Regions from separate parts of the Homo sapiens genome. Here region 2 is linked to region 1. Evidence: chromatin loops called from intact Hi-C (ENCODE). Cell type or tissue: mammary epithelial cell. All regions are shown on one strand. Links, peaks and the distances in the headings refer to the core of each region. The heading gives the core; the rest is flanking DNA.

Region 1 (15,590 bases), core at 3,815-11,814:
TTTATAAGAAGAATGAGACATAGAGAAGTGTTTTATCCAACTTTGCCCATCTAATAACTGGTGGAACCAGGATTGTGAACTCAGGAAGTCTGATGCTAGATCCAGCACTTTTACATTATACTATAGCATTTCAAGGAGTGAACTGCTTCTTGTGTCAACCCTGATACGGGAATGAAGGCTCACAAGAAGTGATTGCCCAAAGTCAGGCCATGAATTGGGAGAAGAGTATGTGAACAAGGACACAAGCTTCCTAATTCAGCATCTTTTAAGCTGCTGCCTTCTCTTGGCATAGAGCACTAGTAGGAGTGGGGGAGGGCTCTAATCCTTCTTCCGATTTGAATCTAATCAGTTTGAGTGTCACTGAGTGTCACAGACGTCCTTATGATGTGCTGACATCCTAATAGTTTCCTTTATTTACATATTATTTCATCTGAGGAAGGGAGGTGGTGATGACCTGGGAGACAGAATAGAAAGTGTGATGAGTCGTGAGGTTGGACGCTCAGTCCCAGAAAAGAAAGGGGTCGGACTGCTGAGTGGCTAAAGAGTGGGTGGAAGGAAATGTGTCCATGTGTCTTGGTAAGCCCTTAGTTATATCTCAACCAATACGTAGAAAATCTAGCTCTGAGCTGGGTGCAGTAGCCCACACCTGTAATTCTAGCACTTGGGAGACTGAGGCGGGCTCATCACTTGAGGTCAGGAGTTTGAGATCGGCCTGGCCAACATGGTGAAACTCCGTCTCTACTGAAAATATAAAAATTAACTGGGCATGGTGGTGCACACCTGTAGTCTCAGCTACTCGGGAGGCCTAGGCAAGAGAATCACTTGAACCCGGGAGGCAGAGGTTGCAGTGAGCCGAGATCATGCTACTGCACTACAGCCTGGGTGACAGAGCAAGACTCTGTCTGAAAAAACAAAAGAAAAGAAAAGAAAATCTAATTCTGAGAGACTTTAGGTAATTGTATTCCCACTCTGAGGTATCTGAGGGACTCTGGGAAGAAAATTGGAGGATGTGTCATTAGCAGAAGCATGGACCTGGGAGGGCCCATAAAGTCATAGGTTCAGTCTCCCAGATACTAGCTATCCTTAAATATGCTATATCCTTTGCCCCAGAATGTGCCCCTGCCCTGGGCCAGCTGTTGGAAAAATATTTACAGACACAGCACACTGCAGTGGGAAAAGCATGGGCCTCAAGCCAAGTCTCTCCTCGCCACTGACAGCTGCATGAACTTAACCAGAGCCATCATCTTACAGAGCTGGCTTCCTCATCTATAAAAGGGGGTATGGTAAGCAGAATAATGACCCTTTCCCCCCTAACATGTTTACATCTTAATTCCTGGAATCTGTAACCATGTGACCTCAAACGGCAAAAAGGGATTTGCAGATGTGATTTAGGACCTTAAGAGGGGAGCGTATCCTGGATTATATAGGTGGATCCAGTGGAATCTCAAGGGTCCTTTTGAGGGAACAGAAGAGTCAGAGTCAGAGAAGGAGATGTGACGATGGAAACAGAAGTCAAAATGATGCTGTTGCTGGCTTTGAGGATGGAAAGTTGATGGAAACATGAGTTTAGGAATGCAGTGGCCTCTGTAACCTGGAAAAGGCAAGGAACTGATTCTTCCCTAGGGCCTCCAGAAGGAGTACAGCCCTGCCAGTACCTTGGTTTTAGCCCCTTGAGACCCATTTCAGACTTATTCCCAGAACTCTAAGATGATATATGTTTGTGTCCATTTAAGCCACTAAAAATGTGGCAATTTGTTACAGTCGCAATAGGAAACTAATATATGAGGCGAATAACAAAGTCCTTGTCTATCTCTTAGGGCTGCTGGGAGAGTCAAATGACATCCTTTATGTGGTGACACTTTAAAAACTGGAACCCACTATCCAAATATAAGGCACTATCATTACTGGCATTACAGTGACTACCTGAGAGAGGAAACAGGGACAGATAAGCACAGTGGTATACTAGTAGATGTTTAATAACCAGCTCTTGGGAGGAGGATGGGTTGGGGGGACTCTGATTTGTAACATTTGCTTATTTCCAGGGAGTAAATACTTCCACCATGGCCCATTTCAAGCTACAACATGAAGTCACTGAAGCGGGAGGTAGTAAAAGACACACACAATCAACTCTCACCACCTCAAGGCAGCTCCAACACACCAGGGCATAAGCACAAATTCAGCCCCGCCACCAAACAAGCAAGCATGGCGCATTTGCTTTCTGGTGGTCTTTCACTACAACCCTCACACAGGAAGGCTAGAACCTTACTGTGAGTCCAGATGTACTATCAGGGAACAACCCTGTCTCAGAATCTGCACTGGGTTCCAGATTTTAATTTTCTGAATGGGATCATATGGTTATTCTCTTCCTTTAATAAGGATGTGTCAAGAGGAAATGGAACCCTTCTCTAGCCTCAAGAGGAATTTGAATTTGGTTGAAAAAGGAATCTCTTAAATTCAGGACTGTCCCGACCAAGTTCCTATAAAAATAATTTTTCCGGCCTGGGAGATAAGGTCTTTTGAAATATGGCTCCTCGCTTAAGTTGGCACAGAGTTCCATCTGACAAATACAAATTGGACACCTCCTATATTCCAGTGCTGGGCTCATGAAAAGATGTAACAACAACAATCAGACGTGGTCCCTGTCCTCAAGGAGCTCACAGTACAGTCCTGTGTTTCTTAGATCCCCGTTCCTCGTGTCTCACACTTAGGTCTTCTGCAAAATCATGTACCACCTATGCTTATAGTTAATTCATATTTTTAAGTTAAAAATTTTAAAGTACCATAATTGGATTTGGCTGGATATAAAAGAAACCCTACTTTAGTGGCTTAACCAAACTAGGGGGTGTTTTTCATGTAATAAAGAGGCTATGGTTAGGAAGCAGCCTCTTTCTTCCTTCCAGCTCTGCCACCCTTAGCGTCTTAATGGTCCAAGATGGCTGTACTTCATCCAACCATTTCACCTTATTTTCATGCTGAAGACAGAGGACAGAGAAGAATCAAAGAGAAAAAGGCACCTGCCCATGGTGGGATCCTTTTTATTGGGAAAACAATAGTTTTCCCCAAATTCCGATCCAGTAGACTTTTGTTTATATCTCGTTGGCCAGAACTGGGTCACACAGCCACCATAGCTACAACAGAGTCTAGGGACATGAATATTTTTAACTGGGAAATTGCTTCCTGAACCAAACTGAGGTTCTGTGAATGAAGTAAGAAGCTAACTTAGCAACTAGTAATAGCTGTCACAATCTCTCTCTACTCAGTCGAACTTGAGAAACATCTGTAAACCTATGTCATTACTGGGCCACCTCCCTTTTTATATACATATATATATATTTTTGAGATGGAGTCTCACTCTGCCACCCAGGCTGAAGTTCAGTGGCATAATCATGGCTCAATGCAGCCTCCACCTCCTGAGCTCAAGCAATTCTTTCACCTTAGCCTCCCAAGTAGCTGGTACTACAGGCATGTACCACCATACCTGGCTAATTTTTCAAAATTTTTAGTAGAGACAAAGTCTCATTATGTTGCCCAGGCTGCTCTCGAACCCCTGAGCTCAAGTGGTCCTCCCAACTCAGCCTCCCAAAGTGCTGGGATTACAGGCATGAGCCACTGCACCCAGCCATATGTTTTCTAATACATGTTAAAATACAAAACAAAATTGAAATGTAAAATTCTATGGAGAGTTTAAATATCAGATCTTGTAAACTCTGACTGTCACTGCCAGTGATTTTCTGGATTACTTTATGGGGCTGTAGAATTTGCTGAAATCTCTTCTTTGGCAAAGGGCTAGCTCAGGTTCCAGACAAAAGGTGGTCTCCAAGAGCATGTGGCAAAAACTGGCTCTTAACTGCTCTTAGGGAGCAGGCATTTAAAGAAATTTTTAAAATCAAGGTATTTGCAATAGGTATTTATTTACAATAAAATGCACACTAAGTGCACAGTTTGATGAGTTTTAACTTATGTATCTCATCTGAAACTAATGCCCCAATCAAGATATAGACCATATAGACTTTTTTTTTTTTTTTTTTTGAGACCAAGTCTCGCTCTATCACCTAGGCTGGAGTGCAGTATTGCAATCTGGGCCCACTGCAACCTCCGCCCCCCGGTTCAAGCGATTCTCCTGCTTCAGCCTCCTGCATAGCTGGGATTACAGGCACAAGCCACCACAGCCAGCTAATTTTTATATTTTCAGTAGAGATGGGGATTCACCATGTTGCCCAAGCTGCTCTCGAACTCCTGGGCTCAAGCGATCCACCCGCCTTGGTCTCCCAAAGTGCTGGAATTACAAGCGTGAGCCACCACGCTCAGTCAAGATACAGACCATTTCTATCATTCTAGAAAATTACTTTGTGTACCTTCCCATTCCCAGTCGACCTCCCCTCCACTCTGGGGTAACAATTATTCTAATTTCTATCTCCTTAAATTAGTTTTGCCAAACTAATATCTTTGGTCTGCATTCAGCATGATTGAGATAAGTGAATTTAACATCAGAATTACAGAAACAATTTGTCACTTTTCAAAAGTATGTAGTTCTTTTTTTAATTTTATTTTATTATTAGTATAATACTTTAAGTTTTAGGGTACATGTGCACAATGTTCAGGTTTGTTACATATGTATACATGTGCCATGTTGCTGTACTGCACCCATTAACTCGTCATTTAGCATTAGGTATATCTCCTAATGGTATCCCTCCCCCACCCCCCACCCCACAACAATCCCTGGAGTGTGATGTTCCCCTTCCTGTGTCCATGTGTTCTCATTGTTCAATTCCCACCTACGAGTGAGAACATGCGGTGTTTGGTTTTTCGTCCTTGCGATAGTTTGCTGAGAATAATGATTTCCAGTTTCATCCATGTCCCTACAAAGGACATGAACTCATCATATTTTATGGTGAGTTCCATGGTGTATATGTGCCACATTTTCTTAATCCAGTCTATCGTTGTTGGACATTTGGGTTCGTTCCAAGTCTTTGCTATTGTGAATAGTGCCGCAATGAACATACGTGTGCATGTGTCTTTATAGCAGCATGATTTATAGTCCTTTGGGTATATACCCAGTAATGGGATGGCTGGATCAAATGGTATTTCTAGTTCTAGATCCCTGAGGAATCACCACACTGACTTCCACAATGGTTGAACTAGTTTACAGTCCCACCAACAGTGTAAAAGTGTTCCTATATCTCCACATCCTCTCCAGCACCTGTTGTTTCCTGACTTTTTAATGATTGCCATTTTAACTGGTGTGAGATGGTATCTCATTGTGGTTTTGATTTTCATTTCTCTGATGGCCAGTGATGATGAGCATTTTTTCATGTGTCTTTTGGCTGCATAAATGTCTTCTTTTGAGAAGTGTCTGTTCATATCCTTTGCCCACTTTTTGATGGGGTTGTTTGTTTTTTTCTTGTAAATTTGTTTGAGTTCATTGTGGATTCTGGATATTAGCCCTTTGTCAGATGAGTAGGTTGTGAAAATTTTCTCCCATTTTATAGGTTGCCTGTTCACTCTGATGGTAGTTTCTTTTGCTGTACAGAAGCTCTTTAGTTTAATTAGATCTCATTTGTCAATTTTGGCTTTTGTTGCTATTGCTTTTGGTGTTTTAGACGTGAAGTCCTTGCCCATGCCTATGTCCTGAATGGTATTGCCTAGGTTTTCTTGTAGGATTTTTATGGTTTTAGGTCTAACATGTAAGTCTTTAATCCATCTTGAATTAATTTTTGTATAAGGTGTAAGGAAGGGATCCAGTTTCAGCTTCCTACATATGGCTAGCCAGTTTTCCCAGCACCATTTATTAAATAGGGAATCCTTTCCTCATTTCTTGTTTTTGTCAGGTTTGTCAAAGATCAGATAGTTGTAGATATGCGGCATTATTTCTGAGGGCTCTGTTGTGTTCCATTGATCTATATCTCTGTTTTGGTACCAGTACCATGCTGTTTTGGTTACTGTAGCCTTGTAGTATAGTTTGAAGTCAGGTAGCATGATGCCTCCAGCTTTGTTCTTTTGGCTTAGGATTGACTTGGCGATGTGGGCTCTTTTTTGGTTCCATATGAACTTTAAAGTAATTTTTTCCAATTCTGTGAAGAAAGTCATTGGTAGCTTGATGGGGATGGCATTGAATCCATAAATTATCTTGGGCAGTAGGGCCATTTTCAAGATATTGATTCTTCCTACCCATGAGCATGGAATGTTCTTCCATTTGTTTGCATCCTCTTTTATTTCACTGAGCAGTGGTTTGTAGTTCTCCTTGAAGAGGTCCTTCACGTCCCTCGTAAGTTGGATTCCTAGGTATTTTATTCTCTTTGAAGCAATTGTGAATGGGAGTTCACTCATGATTTGGCTCTCTGTTTGTCTGTTACTGGTGTATAAGAATGCTTGTGATTTTTGTGCATTGATTTTGTATCCTGAGATTTTGCTAAGGTTGCTTATCAGCTTAAGGAGATTTTGGGCTGAGACAATGGGGTTTTCTAGATATACAATCATGTCATCTGCAAACAGGGACAATTTGACTTCCTCTTTTCCTTATTGAATACCTTTTATTTCCTTCTCCTGTCTAATTGCCCTGGCCAGAACTTCCAACACTATGTTGAATAGGAGTGGTGAGAGAGGGCATCCCTGTCTTGTGCCAGTTTTCAAAGGGAATGCTTCCAGTTTTTGCCCATTCAGTATGATATTGGCTGTGGGTTTGTCATAGATAGTTCTTATTATTTTGAGATACGTCCCATTAATACCTAATTTATTGAGAGTTTTTAGCATGAAGCATTGTTGAATTTTGTCAAAGGCCTTTTCTGCATCTATTGAGATAATCATGTGGTTTTTGTCTTTGGTTCTGTTTATATGCTGGATTACATTTATTGATTTGTGTATTTTGAACCAGCCTTGCATCCCAGGGATGAAGCCCACTTGATTTTGGTGGATAAACTTTTTGATGTGCTGCTGGATTCGGTTTGCCAGTATTTTACTGAGGATTTTTGCATCAATGTTGGTCAAGGAGATTGGTCTAAAATTCTCTTTTTTTGTTGTGTCTCTGCCAGGCTTTGGTATCTGGACGATACTGGCCTCATAAAATGAGTTAGGGAGGTTTCCCTCTTTTTCTATTGATTGGAATAGTTTCAGAAGGAATGGTACCAGCTCCTCCTTGTACCTCTGGTAGAATTCTGCTGTGAATCCATCTGGTCCTGGACTCTTTTTGGTTGGTATGCTATTGATTATTGCCACAATTTCAGAGCCTGTTATTGGTCTATTCAGAGATTCAACTTCTTCCTGGTTTAGTCTTGGGAGGGTGTATGTGTCCAGGAATCTATCCATTTCTTCTAGATTTTCCCGTTTATTTGCGTAGAGGTTTTTGTAGTATTCTCTGATGGTAGTTTGTATATCTGTGGGATCGGTGGTGATATCCCCTTTATGATTTTTTATTGCATCTATTTGATTCTTCTCTCTTTTCTTCTTTATTAGTCTTGCTAGCGGTCTATCAATTTTGTTGATCTTGTAGTTCTTGGCCTAAGCGGACACTGGATAATACGTACCTTTGAACATTCGGCATATCTTTGCAAATAACAGCTGCTTTTGGTTATGTTGGTGGCCACTGCTGTTCTTTTTCTGGCTGGGAAAGGTTTCAGTCAACATATTGCCTGTGAGGAGCTGATTTTCCTAAAGGACTCTCCTGCCCCCAATGCACATAATTCACAAAGCTCTTCAATATTGAGATCTTGGGTATGGTTATTAATTGGTTAATTCTTTGCCTGTCTCCAGAGCTTCAGCTGGATGAGTAACTGGGTGAATGCCTATGTGGCAAGTTGCTCTTCAGGATGAGAAACTACATGAAAGTGTAGCCCCAAGAAACCAGGTGCTCTCAAATGAGTCACTGGTAACAAGCAGACAACACATGTTTGTCCACTTTACCTGCCCCAACCCCTCCCGCCCTTACTCCAAAGTCTGCTCACACTCCACCCTCTGCAGGTAAAACAACTGGGTGAAAGGACACATTTTTGCAACCAAGATAAGGCTAGAATGACTATTCTCTCTACCCAATTACTCATCAGGAAAGCATTTTTAAGGGTCAGCACAATCATGAGTAAGTTTGTTAAAGGGTTTTCCTTTTTTTTCTCTGACTTACAAGGGAGATGCACTTTGCACTTTTTTTTTCTTTTTTTCTTTCTTTTTTCTTTCTTTCTTTTTTTTTTTTTTTTTAGTAAAAACAAGTATAAGGTGGATATTGTTCCTTGGATACAGACATCTAGCTGAAGCCAAATGCATCTTTGGCCAATAAAATGCCATAGGCCTTCTTGGTTCCACTACACCAAGCTACACTGTGGGACATCCTCGCAGATGTGGGCCCAGGGGTGGTGGGGGCAGCATCTGGCTAACTGACCTGCTTTGGGGTTCTGGCTGCTCTCTTCATTCTCACTTCCAAAGGCTGCTGGAGTCTCTCTGTTAGCTATGACTTGGACATAAAATGATCTCGAAATGTTATGTGTTCCCTCATACTGAGTTATTTTTAACTAAGCCTATAGGCTTCAGCCTGGTATTCTAGTCCCTGCACAATCTGTTTCCAATCAACTGCTATTGCTGGTGTTTACCTTCTGAAGACCTCATTCTTCTCTAACTCATGAGATGTAATAGTTATGGACTCTGGACTCAGAAAAACTCAGGTTCTAAACAATCTCAATTCATTATTGAGTTATAACTTTGCTTTCCCCACCTCCACACGCTTGCTCACATTGTTCTCTTGGCCTGGAACGTCATCTCTGCCCTTTCACATACGAACAAACCCTATTCACATTTAAGGTCAAGCTCAAATACTACCTTGTAGCCCTTCCTAACTACACAACTAGGTACAATCTCCTTTTCTTCTGAGTTAGCTTGGCATCCCATCTGTTTGCCGTTTCTCATACCTGTTTGCCATTTCTCATACCTTGATTTTGTTTCCAGGGCTCTCACTTCTGCGTTTCTACTTTAAATCTCTGTCATAAAACCAATTACATGATAGAGTCACCAGATAAAATACCAGGTAAAATACACCAGATAAAATAAGGACACCCAGTCAAATTTCAACTTCTTGTCAAACAAATACATTTGTTTAAGTATGGCCCAAATATCGCATAGGAAATACTTAAGCAAATTTGTCACTTATGTGAAATTGAAATTTAACCGAGCACCTTGTGTTTTGTGTCTGGCAACTCTTCATACGTGACTCTTTTTAATAAATGGTGAGCATTTATCTGGCTCCTTTGTGGTACTGAACATTATGTGACAGTAGGAACCTTGTCTCATTCATCTTGCAGCCCTGATGTTTCTTCCTCAAAGCACTTGCTGGGCAAATCCTTGTTAATTAATAAAGGGATTTTCATACCAGTAGGTATGGGCACACAGCACAGTTCTGAGAGCCTCAGTGTTGGAATCAGATGGACCTGGATGTGTCATATTCCTACCACAAGACTAAGTTTGTGAGGCTTAGCAAGTTAACTACCTTTCAAAGCATTCTCATTTGTAAAATAGGAAGAAGAGTGTACTTATTCCATAGAGTTATTCTCTTTATGCATATAAAGGGCTTAGCACAATGTCTGGCTTACAGAAAGTGCTTCATAGCTGTTAGCTATTACTTTTGGAAATTATGAAATACATTCAGATCAGAGCAGCAACTACTCTGCTACAGGCAGTAAGAATTACATAAATGACCTAACTATACAGAGTTTGGAGCATACAAATTCAAGACGGATCCCAGACCTCCTTTGGAGAGAGTCCTTAACTTGTTTGATTTTTCTTCCTGTTCCCCAAACCAACAGTATGTCCTCATCTCGGGCTAATGTTTGTGTCTGGCTTTCTAAGATGTCACTTCTTTGTCTCTGGGTCTAAGCCTACCTTCCCCAGCATCCTGAGATACTGTTGTAGCTCTTCACTCCGCCCTTCCTGACAGTATTTTACCTTCCTATTCTCCCTTTCCTCTGGTCCTGGGTGCTTAGTTTCCCAACCAGAAATTAATTGCTGCTTCCTTTGAACAGCATTGCCTTTGTGTGTGTGTAAATATATGAGTATACATGTGTGTGTAACAGGGAAAGAAATAAGTCATTTTGGCATCTCCTAATTATCCAGGCAGAGCTGGTTGGTGGGTGGCCAACTGCAAAATCATTCAAATCTGATATGTATTTGTTGCTATTAGGACATGTGTAAAGAACAGCCTCACTGACTTTAATGGCACCTCTATGCTGTATCAGGCACCCTGTTAAAGGCTGTACTTACATTGTCCTATTTACTACTCACAAAGGTCCTATTATAAGATTGATGTTCTCATCCCAATTTTCTAAAAGAGAAAGCAGAAATAGAGATTAGTAACTTGCTTTAATACCACAAGGCTGGTAATGTCTACTGAAACTCAAACTTCTCTGACTCCAACCCCCAGGTTCTTTCTTCAAAGCCAGTGCTTTTTCACCCTGGCTACACATTAGAATCAATCCAAGAAGCTTACCTAAAGTACTGATATCTGGATCCTATCCCCAAAGATTCTGATTTAAATGTTTTTTAAAAATAATCATTGTAATGATAGCAATCTCCCCTCATCCCTTCTAAGACATAAAACAAACACAATCTAATTTGATTCCCCATTGTTCTCCCTTATGAAACTGGGCCCTAAAACTTTGTATTTAAGGAAGATTTGTGTCAATTGATGTGGATGGATCCTAGGTATATATATGCTCTGTGTAATTATAAGTGTGGATACAACTTATCAAAAGGAGTACAAATCTAGAAGCAATAGAACGTCTTGCTATTTGGCTGTGTGAAAAGAGTTCTTAAAGAAAAAAACAAACAAAAAAACCCCAAAAAAACAGCACTTTCATGATTTTTTTTCCTCCAAGATTATTGTTTTCTTTGGGAAACTTTTGCTTACGTTACCCAGTTTTCAGAGACGTGCTTCTTCTTTGTTGATCTTTACCTCTTGGGCTATTTCATCTTTCTCCAGGTCAGGAGGGGCACAGGCTATGTCTGTACAATTTGTTTTCTGTGCTAAATTGAATTTGTCTTCTTTTTTGCTTCCATTTCAGTCTAAGGATTTTGCTGACTGCATTTGTTTCTGTTTTCTTTTGCCTTGGAAAATCTTGCCATCAAAGAAAACTACCATGTGCCATTAATGGTCTCATTTTCAATTGATCCGTGTTTTAATCCCATTGGCATGCTTATTAGAACTGTTGTCTTTGACCAATTTTATTTTCGGGCATCTAATTTTTTTCATTTTGCAATACATTATCAGGGATTAATGAAATCTACCACTCACGATTTCCATGAAAATTCATTTACTAAACAAAATTTGTGTGTTCATTTGTTTAATGTATCTCCTCTACTAACCTGTAAGCCCTTCTCGGTATCAAGTTTTGATTACCACTGTGTGTCTGAGGCCTAGAACTGTGGTAGGAATTTAGTAAGTGCTCAGTAAATACTGGTGAAATGCTGACTATTGAGTGGGGTTGGGAATCAGACTTGCTTAGTTCTGAGTTTCTACTGTACCACTTGTGAGCAGTGTGATGTTGAGAAAGTTGTTTGACTTCTCTGAACCTTCCTCTCTACATTTCTAAAATAATAATAATAATAACATATACCTCATGACTGTTGTGAAGATTGAATATATGCTTAAAAAGAAATCAGTTCAGTACCTTAGCACAGAGAAGATCCTTATAAGTGCTAGTGAAAATGATGTTTCCTAGATGTATTGATTTTCACAGTAATATTGTAGGTAACTAGAAATGTATTCCACAGTTAAGGGCTACTAACTTGAAAAGAGAATAGCAATTTAGGTTCACTGAGACAAGGAAATACATATCTGTCCATTTGCTTTTTTTTCTATGTATTTCCATCCTGTCATGGGTTTTTCCACATGAAGAAAAAAGCTAACAAGTAAGTCCAATTCATGCTCAGGCATGAAAGACTTCAGGAGTTATTCCAGGGGTAATATTTGTATCTTAAAAGATGATCCAAAGTAAGACCCATTGGTTTACTCAAGATCTGTGCATTTCTTTGTATGTAAATAAAACATTTTTAAAAAAAGGAGCCATGAACAAATATTAAGCTCTAGTTAATAATACACATGCTGCAGAATTTGGGGGTGAAGCATAATGATGTCTGAAATTTGCTCTGACATGCATAAAAATATGATGTATTGATGAAGGGATAGATGCTTAGTTACATAATAAATGCAGCAAAAATGCCCATCGTAGAACCTGCGGTTAGAGGTGTCCACTCCACACATCTTTCAACATTCCTGTATGTTTGAAAAATTGTGTAATAAAATGTCAAGAGGAAAAATAAGTGATCCTAGAGAAAGGCAACACCTAAACCCAAGGAGGGTTCATTCACTGGAGATTTCAGGCTTGTGGTACTTGCTGGTGTCTATATTTTAGGAAGACTTCCCTGATTCTCTTTTAATTACAGCCCATAAGAAACCTCGAATATTCCTTAAAGAACTTAAAACAGAATTACCATTTGACCCAGCAATCCCATTACTGAGTATATATCCAAAAGAAAACAAATCATTCTATCAAAAGGACGCATGCCCTCGCATGTTTCTCACAGCACTATTCACAAGTAGCCAAGACGTGGAATCAATCTAGATGCCCATCAATTGTGGACTGGATAAAAAAACATGGTACTTATACACCATGGAATGTTGCAGCCATAAAAAAAGTATGATTCAACCAGAGAATAAATTTAAAATATCCAAGATTTAAAAAAAGAAATGAAAAAGAATGGAATCATGTCCTTTGCAGCAACATGGACGCAGCTACAGGTCATTATTCTAAGTGAATTAATGCAAGAATAGAAAACCAAATACTGCATGTTCTCACTTATAAGTAGGAGTTAAACATCAGGTACTCAAAACATTGGGAACATAAAGATGGCAACAATAGGGGGACTACTAGAGTAGGGAAGGAGGGGGACAAGTATTGAAAACTAACTGTTGAGTACTACACTCAGTACCTGGGTGATAGGATTATTTGTACTCAAACTTCAGCAGCATGCAATATACCCAGGCAACAAACCTGCACATTTGCCCACTGAATCTAAAATAAATGTTGAAAAAACAAAAAAGAAACCTCCAACATCGTCTCTACATACTGCTGACATGGATGAAGAAAAACAACATCTGAGGTGGAAAAATAACAATGAAAACAATGAAGACTGGAAGACAGAAGCAAACTATCTCCAAGCCCTTGAAGAATAATTAAGTTATTAGAGTCTCAGGCATTCAGGGCTGCAGAGGGAACATGAGACCCTGATCTCTGATTTTTATACCTTGTATCAAACCATTATTTATCATGTGGTTAAAACTATTATGAACAACTGACCATTTGGTCAAAAGTGAATGTATGACCAAATGAACAGGAGTCAGGGAGACAGTAATGTTTTTGGAAACATTTGGAAAATTGTGGGATAAAATGCCAAGAGGAAACATAGGTGATCCTAGAGAAAGGCATATGATGCTAACTTGGGTTTTTGTAGTGGTAGTATTTTTCTTGTTGTGGGAAGACATAATAAAGGATTTGATAATTTTAAGAATGTGTGTCATCTTCTCACAAGTTAGAGTGGTATAGAAATTTGGTTATAGGTTAAAGATAGGTTTTAAGTTACTGTAAATGATCAAGAGCATACCATGGTAATCTAAGTAACTATAAGTATCTTCTCTTGGTTATGAGAAGTTGCTGAGAGGGTGCAGGAAGACTTTAGAAAGAAGATGAAAAAGAAGGCCTATGCTATTGTACGTCTTAACAAGAGGGCCATGTTATCATTTGAGTGGCAGTTATGGGTCCTATTTGTTTGACTTTTCATCGTACAAATGGAAACTCCCTGTAGGTTTTTTTTTTTTAAAGGTAAATGTATTAAATATCAACACTGAAAACTGGTTTAACCAGGAAACAATGTGCATTAAACACACAAAATGACAGAATGAACAGGAGTTGGAAAGATAGCAATGTGGCAACTTGTAGGAATGTTGGCCAGGAAAACAATATCTAATCAAGGTTATATGGTCAGGTTCAATCGGTCACATAGAGAAGCATTAGCACCCACTTCTTCAACATGTGATTAAGGAATGGAACCAGCTTCCTACCTGGGCTTCTTTGACAATTCCTTGATGCTCCCATGGCTCCTAACAGCAGAGTCCAGGAGCTGGTTTTAGGGCAGGTTGCAGGTGACAGAACTGTGCCACTCCAGGCCGTGAAGTGCATACCAGAAGGGCCCTGAGCACTTCACAGCCTAGCGTGTGTTATGTGAGTACCCTCTTGGTGAATGAATTACAAAGATGTGTCCCTTCTTTTGAGCTGACACAAGATTTGGGAAGGAGAATGGTGTCTGGACTTCAGCCATCGATGCCCCACCTCAGCTGGGTCCCCTTGTTGAGTGTACATACTTTATAACAAAACACGGGGAGAGATTCTTATCTACCCTGCTCTAGGTGCATCCCCTTTTCACCAATGAGATGATTAAGTATTAGAAGGTGTGATGGTTAATACTGAGTGTCAACTTGATTGGATTGAAGGAAGCAATGTATTGTTCCTAAGGTGTTGCTGAAGGAGATTAGCATTTGAGTCAGTGAGCTGGGAGAGGCAGACCCACTGTCAATATGGGTGGGCACCATCTAATCAGCACATCTAATCTAGCTGCCAGCACAGCTAGAATAAAGCAGCAAAAGAAAGTGAAATGAGCAGACTTGCTAAGTCTTCCGGCCTTCATCTTTCTTCCGTGCTGGATGCTTCCTGCCCTCACACATTAGGCTCCAAGTTCTTCAGCTTGTGAACTCTTGGACCTACACCAGTGATTTGCCAAGGACTCTTGAGCCTTCAGCCACGGACTGAAGGCTACACTGTCGGCTTCCTTACTTTTGAGGTTTTGGACTTGACTGGCTCCTCGGCTTGCAGATGGCCTATTGTGGGACTTCACTCTGTGATCATGTGAGTCAATAATCCTTAATAAACTCCCCTGCATATATACATCTATCCTATTAGTTCTGTCCCTTGAAACCCTGACTAATACAGATTTTGGTACCAGGAGTGATTTTAGAGGAACAGAATTTTTTAAATGGATGTCTTTAATTGGTTTTGAAGCTTCTGGAGTTGCTCATTATGCTTAATATTATATGATTAGACTCCAAAATGCTAAGAACTCTACTTCTAATAGTATGGAGAACATTGAACGTCCTTGGCGTAAACTGTTCACAGAGTTATGCAAAATAAATGCATTTGATATTCCTGATTCACTGCTCTTGAGAGGCAAGGAGTTTAGTGATTCCATACATAATACCTTTGACCGTAAGTGGAGAACCAAGGAATATAATGAAGTTGGTTGTTGCTCCTAAGTTTGCTGGACAAGGTGACAAAAGAAAAGGATGAGCTCAGGGATTCTAACTCCTGGCTTCAGAAGCAGATACTGAGCCTCAAGTTTTCTAAGACCGCTCTGAGTGAGAGTCTTATCTCCTGTAGACAAAGGGCTGAAATTGTGGAAAATCAGACACAAGGTCTTATCATGTGAGTGGCTGACCAGCAACGAAAAATGCATGCTCAATCTTCCCAGGTGTCTATTGTTAAAGTGAAGGCATTGATTGGAAAAGAATA
Region 2 (15,590 bases), core at 4,910-12,909, 53 kb before region 1:
TTCTCTTCATAAGCCTGAAAGTGCCTATGTTATGTTCCACTAAAAGGATTAGCCCTGGTGTGGCTTTTTGTTGCCTCTGTCAAGAACAGCCGGTTCATTATTAACCATGGTGGCCTATTAGCCATTTTTAAATTAAACCCATTCAGAGTCTGACTCTTTCTTTATCTGAGGTATGAGCTGTATTTTTCAGCACTCTCTTCTTTCAAGTTCAATATCTAAACTGAACCCAGCCTTCCAGAATCATAGCTATTCTTCCCTTCTGGGACATGAGCATTTGGAATAAGCAGCAAAACAGTGGGATAATAGTTGTAAGTTATTGCAATTTTACCAAAGCTATTAAAAAACAAAACACTGCCCTAATACAGCATTCCAGTTTGTATGTTATCTCTTTTCCCATCCTTTTACTTTGATTTTTTTCTCTGTCTTTATTTAAAAAATGTCTCTTATAAGAAGCATATATTTCAGATTTTTTTCTTAAATCTAGTCTGATAGCTTTTGATAATTAGAGAATTTCAGTGTGTTTACATTTTTATGTAATTATATAATTGCTTTTTAAATGTAATTTTTAAAATGTAATTACTCAAATATTTGGGTTTAAATCTACCACATCTTTGTTTTCAATTTGTCCTCTCGTCTTTTTTTATTTTTTTCTCTCTCCATCTTTTCTTGCTTTCTCTTGGAATAATCAAGTATTTTTTTCTTATTCCATTTTTCCTCATCTGTTAGCTTGTTAATTTCACATTTTTTACTTCACTTTTAAGGGATACCCAAGGGATTACAACACACATGCTTAATTATGAGATATAGGCAATAAATGTGTACTTTTTACCATTTTACAGATACTACAACCTTAGAAGACTTTAATCCTATTTATCCTCCTCTTATACTTCGCTTTTGTTTTCATGAATTTTAATGTTACACTTTTAATACTGCTAAAAGGCAGAGTTATTACAGTTTTACACAGTCAGGAGTCACACAGATTTATCTGCATATTGATCTTTTCCATTCTTAACATTCTTAATACCTTCCTCCTGGAGCTTCAACTTCTACCTGAGAAAATTTTTCTTTTGCCTAAAGAATACTTCTATGTGTAGGTTTCCAGCAGTAAACTCTGTTTTTCTTGGTCTGAAAAGTGCCTATTTATAAATAAATAAATTGCATTATTTCACCTTAGTTTTTGAAGGATAGCTGGAAATAAAATTCTAGCTTGCCAGTTATTTTCCTTTAGTCCTTTAATGCCTGGATTTAAGTTTCCCCTGCTAACCAGCAAACGAGAGGATGTGATTTTATTTTTAAATCTATATGACATAACACATTTTGTGCACAGTATTATAACAGGCACTTTGGGCAATGCAAAGATGAGTAAGACAAAGTCAATGCCATCAAGGAAGCTTACAGTTGGATGGAAGGAAGAAGTTTACACATACTTATATAATCTGAAGGAGTAAATCCAAGAGGTTGGGAGGAGGAATGTGCTGGATCGCCATCTAACCAGCCAGTAAGGCTCCGATTAGAACATCAGTATGGAGACGTGTGCCGGGTTAAATCCCTGTCCTGGCAACATAGTCATTTTAGGGACCCTGAGTAAATTACTTGGCCTCTCTGCCTCAGTTTCTTCATGAGACAATAGGAACAACATGCGTGCCTGTCCTATGGGTTACTCTGAGAATGAGGTGAGTGTGACCCACTGTAAGCATTTGTCAGATGTTGACTATTAATAGTTGCAATTATTTCCAGGCTCTGGAGGCAAGAGAGATGGAAGAATGTTCCTAACTAGCTAAAACTCATACACATAATGGGTCTTTTAGATGCTGAATACTGAGGGTCACTTAGTGTTGGGTGGGGATGTTCACCCAATTCCAGGACTGCTGAAAGCAGGTGGCCGAGCAGGAAGTGCTATCTGGGTTCAGTGCCCCAGAGCTGGAAATCCCAGCTAACTGTAGCTATGTGTTGCTTACTGCCTGAGCACATGTTCCTAGGCTGGCTGGAATGTTTTCTCTAGCAAGGGAGATAATGGTCTGCTTCCTCAATAGCTGTCAGAGAAACAAAATTGAGCAAGTGAATTTCTGGTTTTCCTTATGATTTGGTTTTCTATGTTTTTTTTTCACTCCCCCCTTTTATTTTAGAGCCTTTGTATGTGCAGAGAGACTTAACCAGTGCACTCTTTCCCTGCGCCTTGGCTAGGGTGGGAGGAAAGGAGTCTGTTTCTTCTCCTTAGGAAACCCTGGGCAAACAATTTCTCTAACTCTGAGATTTTTCCATTTAAAATGGGAATTACAGAACCTGCCCTTCACACTCTGAGTGGTTATCAAAATTAATTTTGATAATCAAATTACTGGGGGCCATACTAGAGTGAGATATTAAAGTGATGCTTTGCAGCTAGGTTCAGAAGTATTATATCTGTGGTTAGAGTTTCAGCATCCCTTCATTGCTTCATGAGAGAAAGGGGTGGAAAAAGAAATTTTATAGATACTTAAAAAATGATGGTATTAAAAACAACCACAACAATTTAAAATAATATAAATTGTTACTTTAGCTGTCTGCTTTGATCAGAGATTCACAAATGTAAAGGACTGATGTTAACCAGGAAGCGGAGTGGAGAATCAATGCTCTACTTCTTATCTCTCCTTCCATAAGATTAAGCAGATTAAAACTACACTATAATTTCACAACCAGTGGACCCACCGCCAATGTTTTGTGGTGGTTGTTGTTGATTTCTATATAATAGAATTAATTATTCTTTGTTAGGATATTTTAGTCCTTTCCAGAACCACATAGGGGACCTATGTCTCAGGAACAGAGCATTTGTGCACTTAGGCACTCTCTCTCTCTCTACTATAGTAGACTCTGTGTTGGATCCTGGATGGCTTTGCTCTGTGTAATCAACTCAGAGAATCCCAACAGCTAGAGAAGTACTGGGCCTTCTATTTTGGTGAGAGCAGCACTCCTGCCTCTGCTGCAGAGGGAACTACAGTTACTGATTTTTTGCTTACCAGCTGCAGGATGCAGCTGTCCTTATCTACGGGTCTGACTGAGACCAGCTATTTTCAGAAATTTAATACAGTGAGGACGAGTTGAAGCAAATACCAGCTGTACATTAACTGTTGACTTTTTGGCTATTCAAATTAGTCTTTGTCATTAATTTTCCAATTTGTCATCTCTTAGAAATTAGGGATCTTGTCCTAAGACCTGAGGACCTAAGGTAACAGCTAAACTTGCATGTATCTAGCAGCTGCCCTCTGCTGTGTTACTGCAGCATGGAGGGTTATTTAAGGTCAAGTTACTTAATTCATGGGGTGTGACTGCAGGCTCTGGGGAACTTCTGGGGTGGTGAGGAGAAGAGGACATTATAAAGGGATTGCTGACACACATAGAACCAGGAACATTTAGTGATGCTTGTGTTTAAAGTTGTCATTGCGCACAAAGGAGCAATGTTTATAAATAGGCTTTAGATTTTTAATGACATTTCAGGCTGTTCTATTTATTATCATAGTCCAAAGTTTCATTCAGTTAGTTGACAACCTTTTGTCAAACACCAGCTGTGAGCCTGGTACTGGATAAAGAAGAAAAGTGGTCAATGCCTTTCAATAACTCACTTGTGGTGATGGAGACACGTGTGCAAATAATTATAATTCAGTGGGATAAGCAAATGTTATAATAGAAGTGTGCATGAGGAATTATAAGCATCAGGGTGAAGAAGTACTCAACCTGCCAAAAAAATACATAGAAAGCTAGAGCAGATATATATTTGTCCATTTGAAAGTCACTTAAAAAAATCAGACTAGTTTTTTTTCAAGACTATATTTTGGTCTTCTTTCCTGAAACTTTCACATTTGGTTTCTGCCTAGGAAGCCCCACCTGCTTTTTCATATTAAGGGCTTCTCAAATCTTTGACTCTGCAAAGAACGTCTGTTTTACTTACATCCTTGTTTTGCTCAGTAGCAAGCTTTTTAGAAACCCTTAACTGTTCTGTAATATTTAAGGTATAGAAATAAGGTTTTAATATCCCAGTTCATGTCACGTGCTAGATATTGAACTTTGAATCTCCAGGAACTACTAGAAGGAACTGACAAATTCAAGAATTTGACTTTGTCTCTCTGAATTGGGTTTGAATTTTGCTTTTGCCACTCACTATGTGACCTTGGGCAAGTCCTATACAGTCTCCAAGCTTTGTAAGTGCTTTGTAAAGATCTTGCTGAGAAATAGAGGTGAGTGTAAATGCCCAGTCCTGCACTTGACATAGAGCAGGGGGCTCAGTAAATCTTAGCAACTATTTTCTGTGTTGGAATTTGAATTCTACATTGTCCTTTTTTTGACTTGACAGCAAATGCATTATGTTTTCAGTAAATGCACATTAAGTTGAAATCAGCATTTGCTAAATATCTGTTGTGTCCCAAACACTGTCTGGGTGCTCTATAGCTGGTTTATTTAGCAAGCTTCATGGTCCTGAGAAGTATAGGTGGGTATATTCTCATTAAGATAGTGATATGGTTTGGGTCTGTGTCCCTGCCCAAACCTCATGTTGAATTGTAATTCCCAATGTTGGAGGTGGGGCCTGGTGGGAGGTGACTGGATCATGTGGGCAGATTTCCTGCTTTGGCACTGTTCTTGCAATAGAGTTCTCACGAGATCTGATTGTGTGAAAGCATGTGGCACCTCCCCCTATCACCACTGCTCTGACCATGTAAGACATGCCTGCTTCCCCTTTGCCTTCTGCCATGATTATAAGTTTCCTGAAGCCTCCCCAGTCATGCTTCCTATACAGCTTGCAGAACCGTGAGCATATGAAACCTCATTTCTTTATAAATTATCCAACTTCAGGTATTTCTTTATAGCAGTATGAAAACTGACTAATACAGATATATTACTATATTTCATTGAATCCCATGTCAATTGTAAGATATACCATTGTCATTATGTATTACTGAGAAAGAAAATACTGTTAATTATAATTGTAAGAGACACCTCTATTTCAGAGATGTTAAAATGTGAAAAAAATATGCATCATAGAATTTTAATAAATATAGTAGTTGAGCTTGCTGTATGCAGATCGTAAGGAGAAAAGTCTAGGAAACAGATTCTTGGGGTCTTTATATTAATATACACTCCCTGCCCAACACACACACACACACACACAAACACACACACACACACACACACACACACACTTCTTCTTAGTATTGCCTTTAAGGTTGAGATAATTCAACACAGACAATTTATTTAATAGATTATCAGAGCACCCATTATGTATTGAGCCCTGTACCAGGCACTGAGATACTAAATGAAACAAAACAAAACACAAAGCAGAATCATCCCTTAGGATGCTGACAGTTTTATAGGAGGGATAGATATGTGAGCCAGACTTGAGAATATATTCTGTGAAGCTGCTATACAGAGGGATGGAAGTGGGCTTTAATTTTTTTCTGAGACAGAGTGTCTCACCATTCAGAAAAGGCTGGGTCTGTTAGTGGATGACATTTCCCACCCCTTTAATCTACACCCTTCCTGGCTTTCTCAAAAAGTGCATTGGGAGGAAATCAGAATCAATACTGTGAAAAGAAGCTTATTTTCTCCATCAATTACCAGTGCAGGAGAGCACATTTTCACTTTTTCTTTTTAAAGGCAAAACACCGATTTGGATAAAGTTGAATAGCTTCCAGCTTTGGCCTAGCTTCTCCACTCTGTGTTTGTGAAAGTGTCCCTTATTCTGTTATAACCCAAGTGTCAATAACAGGTACACTTGCTGATGAGGAATTGCATCATGGTCAGCAGTAGGTTTTATTTTATATCAGTTAATTTCGAGGTTTTCATCACTTATTTTTCACCATTTCCTTGGGAGAGACTAATGTCATTCCTGGTTTTTTAATAAACAATTGCCACAGAGGAAACTTTGATCGATCTACAGTTGGACTTTCACAGGACAGGCTGAAATTAAATGCCCAACAACTAAAATGACTTATCACCAAAAAAGTACTAGAAAAAAAACTTGGGGGAAATGTTTTGTTTTTATAATCACAACAGTAGAGAATAACATAAAGCACAGAAGCCGTACAAGAACAATGCAACTACTTAACAATAAATACACAAGCCAGAAAACACCGTATACAAATCAAAAGACAAAATAATCACAGGTTGAAATTGTTTGAAACATAGGGTTCAGTTTCTTGAAAAATAAGGAGTTTTTACAAATTAAGAAAAAAAATGTGCAGTCTTGTGAACAAGACAGTTCACAGAGAAGGAAATACTGAAGCCTTTTTTTTTTTTTTTTTTTTGAGACGGAGTCTTGCTGTGTCGCCCAGGCTGGCGTGCAGTGGCGCCATCTCGGGTCACTGCAAGCTCCCCCTCCCGGGTTCACGCCATTCTCCTGCCTCTGCCTCCCGAGTAGCTGGGAATACAGGTCCCCGCCACCACGCCTGGCTAATTTTTTTTGTATTTTTTAGTAGAGATGGGGTTTCACCGTGTTAGCCAGGATGGTCTCTATCTCCTGACCTTGTGATCCGCCCGCCTCGGCCTCCCGAAGTGCTGGGATTACAGGTGTGAGCCACCGCGCCCAGCCTGAAGACTTTTTAAACATGCAGATTTTTAACCTCTCAGGCTGGCATGGAGACCTATAATTCCACATCTAGGAAGATATCTTACACATGTTCACATGCATTCAGAATGATGCAAGTACACATATATTCATTGTAGTGTCATGTGTAATAGCAAAAGAGTGAGGAGATCTACAAATGCCCTTCACTAGAGGACTGGTTATCTAAGTTATTGAACATCTGTACAATGGAACAGCATGCACTTGTCAGAAGAAGTGAGTCAGCTCTTCATGTGCTAACCTCAAGAAGGGTTAAACGAAAAAAGGCCAGGTGAAGAATAGTATGTAGGATGGGGCACAGTGGCTCACACCTATAATCTCAGCACTTTGGGAGGCCAAGGTGGGCAGATCACTTGAAGTTAGGAGTTTGAGAACAGCCTGGCCAACATGGTGAAACCCCATCTCTACTAAAACTACAAAAATCATCTGGGCCTGGTGGTGCATGCCTGTAATCCCAGCTAGTCAGGAGGCTAAGGCACGAAAATCAATTGAATACAGGATATGGAGGCTGCAGTGAGCCGAGATTGCACCACTGCACTCCAGCCTGGGAGACACGAAAAAAACAAAACCAAAAAAACAACAGTATGTACATTGTGCCACCATATTGCAAAAATATATACATATATATACACACACACACAGTATATACATAGATGTTAAAAATTGTTTTAAAAAATAAGGGGGGTGGAGAACATATATACTTATTTATTGGTATAAGTATAGACTGTCTCTATCTCTGGAAGAGTATATTGTGACTTGGTAACAGTAGTTACCACCACGGAGGGAAACTGAGTTGCCGAGACTTGGAAGTCAGAGGTTAAGGTCAAAGGTTAACTTAGACTTGTAGACCATATGCATTGTAATTCTAATGGCATGAATCTAATTAATGGACTTATTATGCAATGCTAATTTAATCAGATTTGATGAGTTCAAAAAGCCCGAGTCATAAAGATGAACTTAAGCCTTCTTACTTCAAGGTCTTGAGTTTCCTACGAAATTACTTTCCATCCTCCACAGTGTCTTATGGCAAGCTTTAAAAAGGTTTGCGAAACTTTTTCTCATGGATAGAATTATCGAAAGGCTTTTTTGTGGGAAAGATTTTCCAATAGAAGTTTAGGGAAACCTAAGGAATTTCCAATGGAGCATGATCTCCTCATGTTCCGATGGTGCTGAGCTCTTAAAAGTCTTGGCAATATTTTCAAACGTGAGTGGGCTCCAGCTCTGAACCAAGAGAACCCACTTATTCACTGTCCTCACTTCCTCTTTTTGAGAAAGCTAATCAGTGAGTCAGCTCAGGGCTGCAACACCACTACCGTTGATGTCAGCAGCCTGGACAGCCTGCAGACACCCGTGCCGGTAGCGGGGCGGGGCTGCCCCCCCTTTTCCCTCCCTCCGGAGCCAGCTGGTTCTTACCAGCTTTGGCAGCTTTGTGCAGCACTATTTGTTGTGGCTTTTCTCCTGTACATACAGGAAAGGCACAGCTCTCTTGCTTAGGGCAAGGATTGGCTATTGACACTTTGACTTAAATGGGGGTGGATTTATAGACTTTGGGGCTCAATTTTGAAATTAACTCTTAGAAATGATGAGAATTCTAAGACGAGGTATATACAGAAAATTATAGCCAACTACCTTGATTTGAGTTTGGGGTATTTAAGCGAGAAACCCACCGTGACCAGCTAACCTAGTCTAACTTCATAGGCCTTAAGTAAGGTTGCAGTTGAAACAAAACCTTTTCATTATTCTGTGCTTGAACAGATCTGGGGTGAGTGGGAGTGTTTTTTAAAATAATTCCCCAGTGGTTTTGGCATTTTTTTGGCCAGGTTAATCCTGAGATTCCCCTGATGGTGGGTGAGTTTGTTCTGCAGGCTCTGCATTGGCTCCCAGCTTAAGGTTCACTCACCTATGCCATCTCTGTGGTCTGGCTTGGGGGTTCCCAAGGAAGCTGAGCAGAACATCTTGGTGTTGTGCTCCTGTTCTTTCTTCCATCCCATGACATCCAGTGATCCCAGGGAGCTCTAGACAGCAGATGGCCCTCGCTGTCCACTTGGCAATTGACAATTTAGATTTAAGTGTTGGTGCTGTTCCCTACTTATGCAATGGAAGCACCTCCTTGCTTCATGTACTAAAGTCTGGGCTGTGCAGGAGAAGAAGAAAGAAGGAAAGAAAACAAGAGGTTTTAACTCAACAATTAGAAGCCCAGGAAAAGTTTGGGGAATTTTTCTCTTAAAGTTACTTGACTCTTGGCCCTTCTCTTTAATTTTTTAAAATAATGTTTTAAGAGAAGACTTACGAAGCAAAGAAAATTTGGAAGCACATTACAACAAATAATAAATCTACCATCTAGATTCAATTGTTATTCACATTTTGGCATATTTGCTTTATCTATGTATGTATACGTTTCCAGTCCATATTCCCATTTCGAAGACTTTCTCTAAATTTCTTATAACTGATAATCCTTCTTTCAAGCATTTAGAAATCAGCATTTTTCCATTTGCCTCTTAAGATTTTTGTTTGCAAAAAAAAAATTGGGTACATTTGGGTTCTGCTTGCCAAGACCCCTTACTCTGGATTGAATTGAACAAGAATTCACACTCAGAAGAATAATTTTAAAATCATTGTCTCTCATCATCTGAAACTTTTTTTTTAGGGTGATGTATTTGTTTTTATTTTTTAAGGGAGAAATCATTATATACAAGTATTTTACAGTGTCCGAACTTAGGAATTGAATAGATTCAGATAAATTGTTTTGTGATGAGGCTGGTAACCTCATTATATGAACCCTTATTTATATCTGAAATCCTGGAACCACATAGATTTGAATAAGAAAGCATTTCTTATTATCTGAATTCCTCTTCTCTAAAGACCACATAGATTCAGATATCAAGAAATACTTTTCTGGCAAAGAAAATATGCCTTTTTTTCCTCCCAGAGCCCATCTTATATGCCTGTATAGGCCTATAGAAGGTCTTGAAATCTAATTTGATTTTGATTATGTGGGCAGCTGGGAGAGCAGGGGAAACAGGCTTGAGATAATATCATAATTCTTAAATAGTTGTAATTTTATATTTATTCGCGACTAGAATTCCTTTGAGATAAACCTTTAGTAGAAATTGAATTTGTTTGTTTGTTTTTTTAACCAGCCACTTGTCTGTTGGGATCTGAAATATTTTCAATAGAAAACAAAGTTATTGGCTACAGTTGAGGTATCTGGTATTCACAGAATCTCTCATATTTATCTTAGCGCAGTCATCCAGCTGGAGTGTAAGTCTGCCATTGAGTCCCAGGTACTTGCAGATCTCAACCTCTACCCACTTCACTCTAGCGGAGGGGCTCGGGCAATGCCCTGTGGTCATGTGATCGCTTGTAATCAGTTTACAGGGTTTGTCAATTTTCTCTAAATGCTGTGGGGTCCAGACAGGGAAGTGACATGGCAGCAAAGAGGGTAACTTTGAAACTAGACAGACCTGGTCTTGAATCCTGGTTCTATGGCTTGGGGCAAGTTATTACCTCTTAGAGCCTCAGTTTCCTCATCTGTAAAATGGGGCTGATACAACTTCCTTAGCAGCAAACGAATCACAGATATTTTCTGCTGAATCACCTAGCACAGTATTGGCAATGGCTTATTTCTTCAGGTCTCTTTTTGTTACCTCATATGGAAAAGCAGTAAGTTTCAGTTAGATTTAGCAAATGGGCTTTTAAAAACCATTATTAAAGTGAGAGATTTTCACAAATGTAACATAGAACTCTTCCTTCTTTCTAAGTGTTGAATGAGGTCTGGAGGGAAAATTAAATCAAAACAGCGACTTTACTGTAAGGAGCTTTCTGCTGGGGACTATCAGGCATATCTAGTTATATTAGGGAAAAGGGGCCTGGTGGTATTGAACTGGGTAGTGTCAGGAGCCAAGGGGTTAAATGGAACCATTTTAGCAGGCTGGCAAAGAGCATCCAGGCTGGGCAATTAATGCTTCATTTCAGGGGGTCGCTGATGCATCAAAGTCATTAATTAGTTTTATGAAAACAGATTGTGCAACCACAGGGAGATTGTAATTGGGTAGTAATTGAAAATAACTTTGTGGTAAACTTTCGTTGAGCAGGTAGTTCAGGTGGGGGTAACTTGGAAGGGGAAAGAGAATTGGAGTGGGGGATTAGGGCATGAGGAGAATGAAATAGCAACAGTAAGACAAGCAATAAATAAGACATAATTTGAATGAAAGGAACACAGAAGTGACCTGGTCTAACCTATTTAGGTTAGAAGTGAGACCACAGGTCTGATGAGGGAAGTGGTTTTCCTAGTGCCACACAGCTAGTTAGTGTTATGTCTTCTCTCTTTTCTTGCAATGCTTTTTCCAGGATTTTCATGACTTTGATTTTTAGGAGCTGACTATGGGGAACATGAAGTACATGCCACACAGATGGCAGTTGAGGCTGGAGTTCTCGCCTATTCCTGCTCTCAGAGTCTACCCAAGAATGCTGCCAGATCTTGCTGCCTCGAAATCTTATTTCATTTATCTACCACCCTTGTCATGAATAAAATTTGGAAGGATTTTCCTTTACCATCCATGGCTCTGCCATCCCCGGGGCTAGGGGAATACTGCAACCTCCACCAGTGTGTCATCTCAGGAAAGGTCAGTCAACAGGGAAGTGATTTTTCAGTTTGATATTAGAAGTGGAGAATTATTTTTGGGCTTCAGTTTCCTTTTTTTTTTTTTTTTTTTTTTTTTGAGATGGAGTCTTGCTCTGTTGCCCAGGCTGGAGTGCAGGGGCGTGATCTCGCCTCACTGCAACCTCCGCCTCCCCAGTTCAAGCAATCCTCCTGCCTCAGCCTCCTGAGCAGCTGGGATTACAGGCATGTGCCACCATGCCCGGCTAATTTTTGTAGTTTTAGTAGAGACAGGGTTTCGCTATGTTGACCAGGCTGGTCTTGAACTCCTGACCTACAGTGATCTGCCCATTTGGCCTCCCAAAGTGTTGGGATTACAGGTGTAAGCCACTGCGCCCAGCCTCAGTTTCCCATTTTGATTTGGTTAAGCATCCAGAGTGGGTACTTCAGTTTTTTAGAAGTCTGCTTGGTGCAGGAATGTAGGGTTGGCAAGGACACAGCTGGAAATGGGGAAAGGCAATGATGACAGTCATGGTTCATTGTGGTACAATCCAGATACAAGTTAAATCATTATTCTCATAAACACTGCTACCAAACTCAGTAGCCCAGAGATGTTCAGATTCCCAAAGCAGTAGTCTGTTTACCTAATCCATTTGGATGGTTCCTTGTACTCAGTGGTAGAGGTGCTCGGAAAGGAAAATTGTCAGCAGCAGAGCTTTAGGTGTGACTCAGCCTTGAGTGAGTTGAACCATTTATCTTTCTTCCCTTATCAGTTTGGACTAATAAGTATCTGGAAGGACTAAGTGTGTTTGCATGGAAACTAATCAGAAGGACATTTGGAACTTGTTTGGCTGAAAGAAATGCCATGCTCTTGAAGTTCACAAAATAGAATTGTTCTCTTTTGGGCTGCTTTGGGAGCCCCCTACCATTTTGGTCTATTTACTGTCCCCACCTCATTTCTCACATGAGTCTTCCAAGTTAGGATTATGTCATGGCAGTAGGCAAAAAGAACTGTAGTTTTCAAGTTTCTCCAAAGGAGCTTCAAATAAGTGACAGATACATTGCCTTTACAGGCCACGTTTTCTTAATATCTGCCTTATTGAAATAAGCTGGGGCATGTATGAATGCCGTGTCCACAAACATTTCACAAAAGTATAGAGAGGAGCTCAGCCACATTGATAATCTTCCTGTTACCCTGTTTCTTGGCTACCTATATAAATAAGAGCTGCTACAGCCACAACATTTTCAAGGTAGCAGAAGGAAAATATACTTATCGGTAGTGACTGCTTTTAAAAACAACATTTATTGATTTTCTAGCTGTCAAAGTTAATATATCTTTTTTTCTTTCTTTTTTTTTGAGACAGAGTCTCACTCCGTCGTCCAGGCTGGAGGGCAGTGGCACGATCTTGGCTCACTGCAACCTCCACCTCCCTGGTTCAAGCGATTCTCCTGCCTCAGACTCCCAAGTAGTTGGGATTACAGGCGCCTGCCACCACGCCTGGCTCATTTTTGTATTTTTAGTGGAGACAGGGTTTCACCATGTTGCCCAGGCTTGTCTTGAACTCCTGACCTCAAGTGACCCACCCACCTTGGCCTCCCAAAGTGCTAGTATTATAGGTCAACTGGTTATGGTCAACTGAAATGGGAGGATGTATGTATAAAATATTAAATGGAACAAAAAAAAATAGGTGTGAGTCACCGTGCCCAGCCTAATATATCTTTACAGAGAATTTGGAAAACTCAAAGAACCTTAGGAAATAAATTATTTTATTTTATAAGTATCTTGGTAAGTTTATGCTCAAAGTTTTTATAAGAGGATCCTCTTCTCTGGAAATATGGCTTTCTTGTTTAGAGTATTTGTTTTCTCTTTAGTATCTAAATCTTATTGTAGGTGTTCTTCATTGGCTATAAACTCAGAATACTGAACCATAAACTTTCAGAATTAATAAAACAAGGAATTAATTTATTTCACATATTCCGATGACTCACTGTTCTGATTAGAAAGCAGAAGTAACACAATGCCTAGTACGGTAGCAGTACTGCAAACCGGCTTTGATGGATATTGTATATATTATGGTAAAGCACGGAAAGAAATTTCTATGAGCATTTTTTTTTCTTTTGGGAAAAAGTGAAAACAACTTTAGATGAAGTCAAAATGCAACCAGCTACGGTTGCACAAAGTGAGAGATACTTATAGTTAGTAACTGAGTAGATTTTCTGGAAAGATGATTTTTAAATGGTCTCTGGCTTTAGTGATGCTTGTTAGCTCTGCTGTGATGCTAATAGCATTTGTAGGGGCATTTTCATATTCACCTGACTCATTGTTAATTACAGGAGAGCATCAGTTCAGCATTCTGTCTTTCCAATTATGTCGGAAATCATGTGCTTAAGTTTTACTAATAGGACCTTTTGGTGAAATCGGGGGGGGAAATTAAACATTTCAAGTTTTCAAATGAATTTAGGAAACAGGTGAGTGGACTTTTTGCTCATTGGCATGTGATTTGTGGGTGGAAATTTCCTTTTAAGCAAGAACAGTGTACTATATTGACTGACCATGTCTTCCAAGGTATTGTCCCTGAGAACCAGGATGTAGACAAGTGTTCTTAGTCTAACTGAGTGAATTAAAAAAGTGTGTTGGCGTGAATGGCCATGTGCATTTTCAAGGAGGAGGGGCATGCGCCAGGGCCTATGGAATTAACATTTTACAAGCATATACGTAACATTTGTCTGTAGGTCAGAAAGGGACTGCTAGGTGTGCATGTTTCCCAAGTCTGAAACTTGCCCTGGAAGCAGCAGCAGGGTGTGGGTGGTGGTTCAGAGGAAAAACGCTGTTGGAACATTAGACATGTGCAGTAATCAGTTATCTTCACAATCTGCAATCAGTTGCAAGAATTTCTCAGGCCTTAAAATTTGTAAAAGAAGCAGTTGTGTTTGCTTTGTGCCTTATATAACTATCCCACGTAATACTTTGAAATATCAATGTCTTCGTTGAAAAGCTTGAAAACATTTTACTTGAAGTGTGTGAGTGAAGGGATGAGGATTCTAAGGAGTGGTGATTAACAGCTTGGGGAGAGTGCCCATCATTCCCTGAACCCTGCTCTGTGTGATCTGGCCAGCTGGCTCCCAGGTTTTTTTATCCATGCCGGAAGAGCCAATAAAAAGATAAAGTCAATTACTAGGAGAGGCCACAAGTGCCTGCCAGAGTTCTGATGTATTTTCTCAAATGAAAGGGCCAAATAGAGATGTCAAGCAGGCCTGAGTTGAGCACTGGCTTTCTGCCAGTAGCTGTGTGCCCTCTTTGGGCCGCAGTCACTTTACTGGTAAAATGAAGTCACATCACCTATCACTTCCCCTTCTCTCCACTGCACACCCCCAGTACAAGCCATAGTCATACTGTATGTAGCCACTGTAGGAGCGTCCTAACTGCTCTCCCTACTTTGAATCTTGCCTCCCTAAAATCCATTCTCTACCCACCAGCCAGAGTGGTGGTGAAGCTCACCATCTTTATCTGAAACCATCTTGTGTGTTTGTTATTGTCTCTCTGACCTCCCCACTCCAGAATGCAATCTTCACAGTCTCTGTTCTATCCTTTTGGTCATTACTCTCCTCCTAGCCACTGACACCTCTCATTTTCTCCTGTTCTCATTCTTAATTTTAGCAGTTTTTTTCCTGAGCTAGTTTGAAATGGGAGTCAGAAAACCTGGGGTCTAGTTTTAGTTCTGTGACTTCCTTGTTGGCCCTTAGTTAAGAAAGTCACTTCACTTCTCCAGGCCCCAGTTTCCTTCCCTGTGAAGCTGAGTGTAAGAGTCAGCAAGCACTGCAGTAACAAAGGACCGCAGACTGCATGGCTTAAACAACAGAAATTGGTCTTCTCACAATTCTGGAGCCTCAGAAGGCCAAGACCAAGGTGTCTTCTGAGGTCTCTCTCTTGGCTTGCAGATGGCTGCCTTATCACCATGTCTTCACTGTGTCTTCCCTCTGTGTGCGTCTGTGTCCTCATCGCTTCTTTTTATTAAAGACACCAGTTATATCGGAGTGTAGCCAACCCTAAAGACCTCATTTTACTGTAATTACCTCTTTAAAGGCCCTCTCTCACAGTAGTCGCATTCTGAAGTACTGGGGGTCAGGGCTTCAACATGGAGGTGGCATAATTCATTCAGCTCATAATACTAAATTATATCTAAGACTCCTTTCAGCTCTACAAAATTATATTTTAAATCGGGGATCTTTCTCCTTACACCCATGTTCCCTTCTACTCCCCTGAGATAATAGCTTGGTTCATATGCCTCCCCGTTTTTAGTACTCATGCATATCCTCACTGTATTTTTGAAGGGTTTAAAAGTCTGTGTATGTGTCTAGCAATCATATAAATAAGTTAAGGTCAACTGAAGTGGGAGGATG

Evidence for each region. A loop is a pair of places that touch in the nucleus more often than their neighbours do. Peaks named below come from ENCODE experiments on the same cell type or tissue, not always from the same donor. Only the 100,000 strongest peaks of a DNase experiment are listed, where the experiment ranks them.
Region 2: it touches region 1 in a loop (2.5-fold over the local background); 4 of 110 quality-filtered maps call a loop at or near these places.

The regions. Positions count from the first base shown.
Region 1 is chr6:47,181,095-47,196,684 of GRCh38, reverse strand. No RefSeq gene overlaps it. Among named protein-coding and RNA genes, the nearest start is that of TNFRSF21, 120 kb to the left of the region's middle. In mammary epithelial cell, for the core only: a CTCF peak has its summit at 7,962 (motif pointing left); a DNase peak (open chromatin) is centred at 7,894; H3K27ac peaks cover 1,263 bases.
Region 2 is chr6:47,235,006-47,250,595 of GRCh38, reverse strand. All of the region lies in intron 4 of TNFRSF21 (TNF receptor superfamily member 21), which reads left to right. Among named protein-coding and RNA genes, the nearest start is that of TNFRSF21, 67 kb to the left of the region's middle. RefSeq lists enhancers at 7,556-7,785, 8,006-8,135. In mammary epithelial cell, for the core only: no CTCF peak of the experiment used is centred there; a DNase peak (open chromatin) is centred at 7,955; H3K27ac peaks cover 1,496 bases.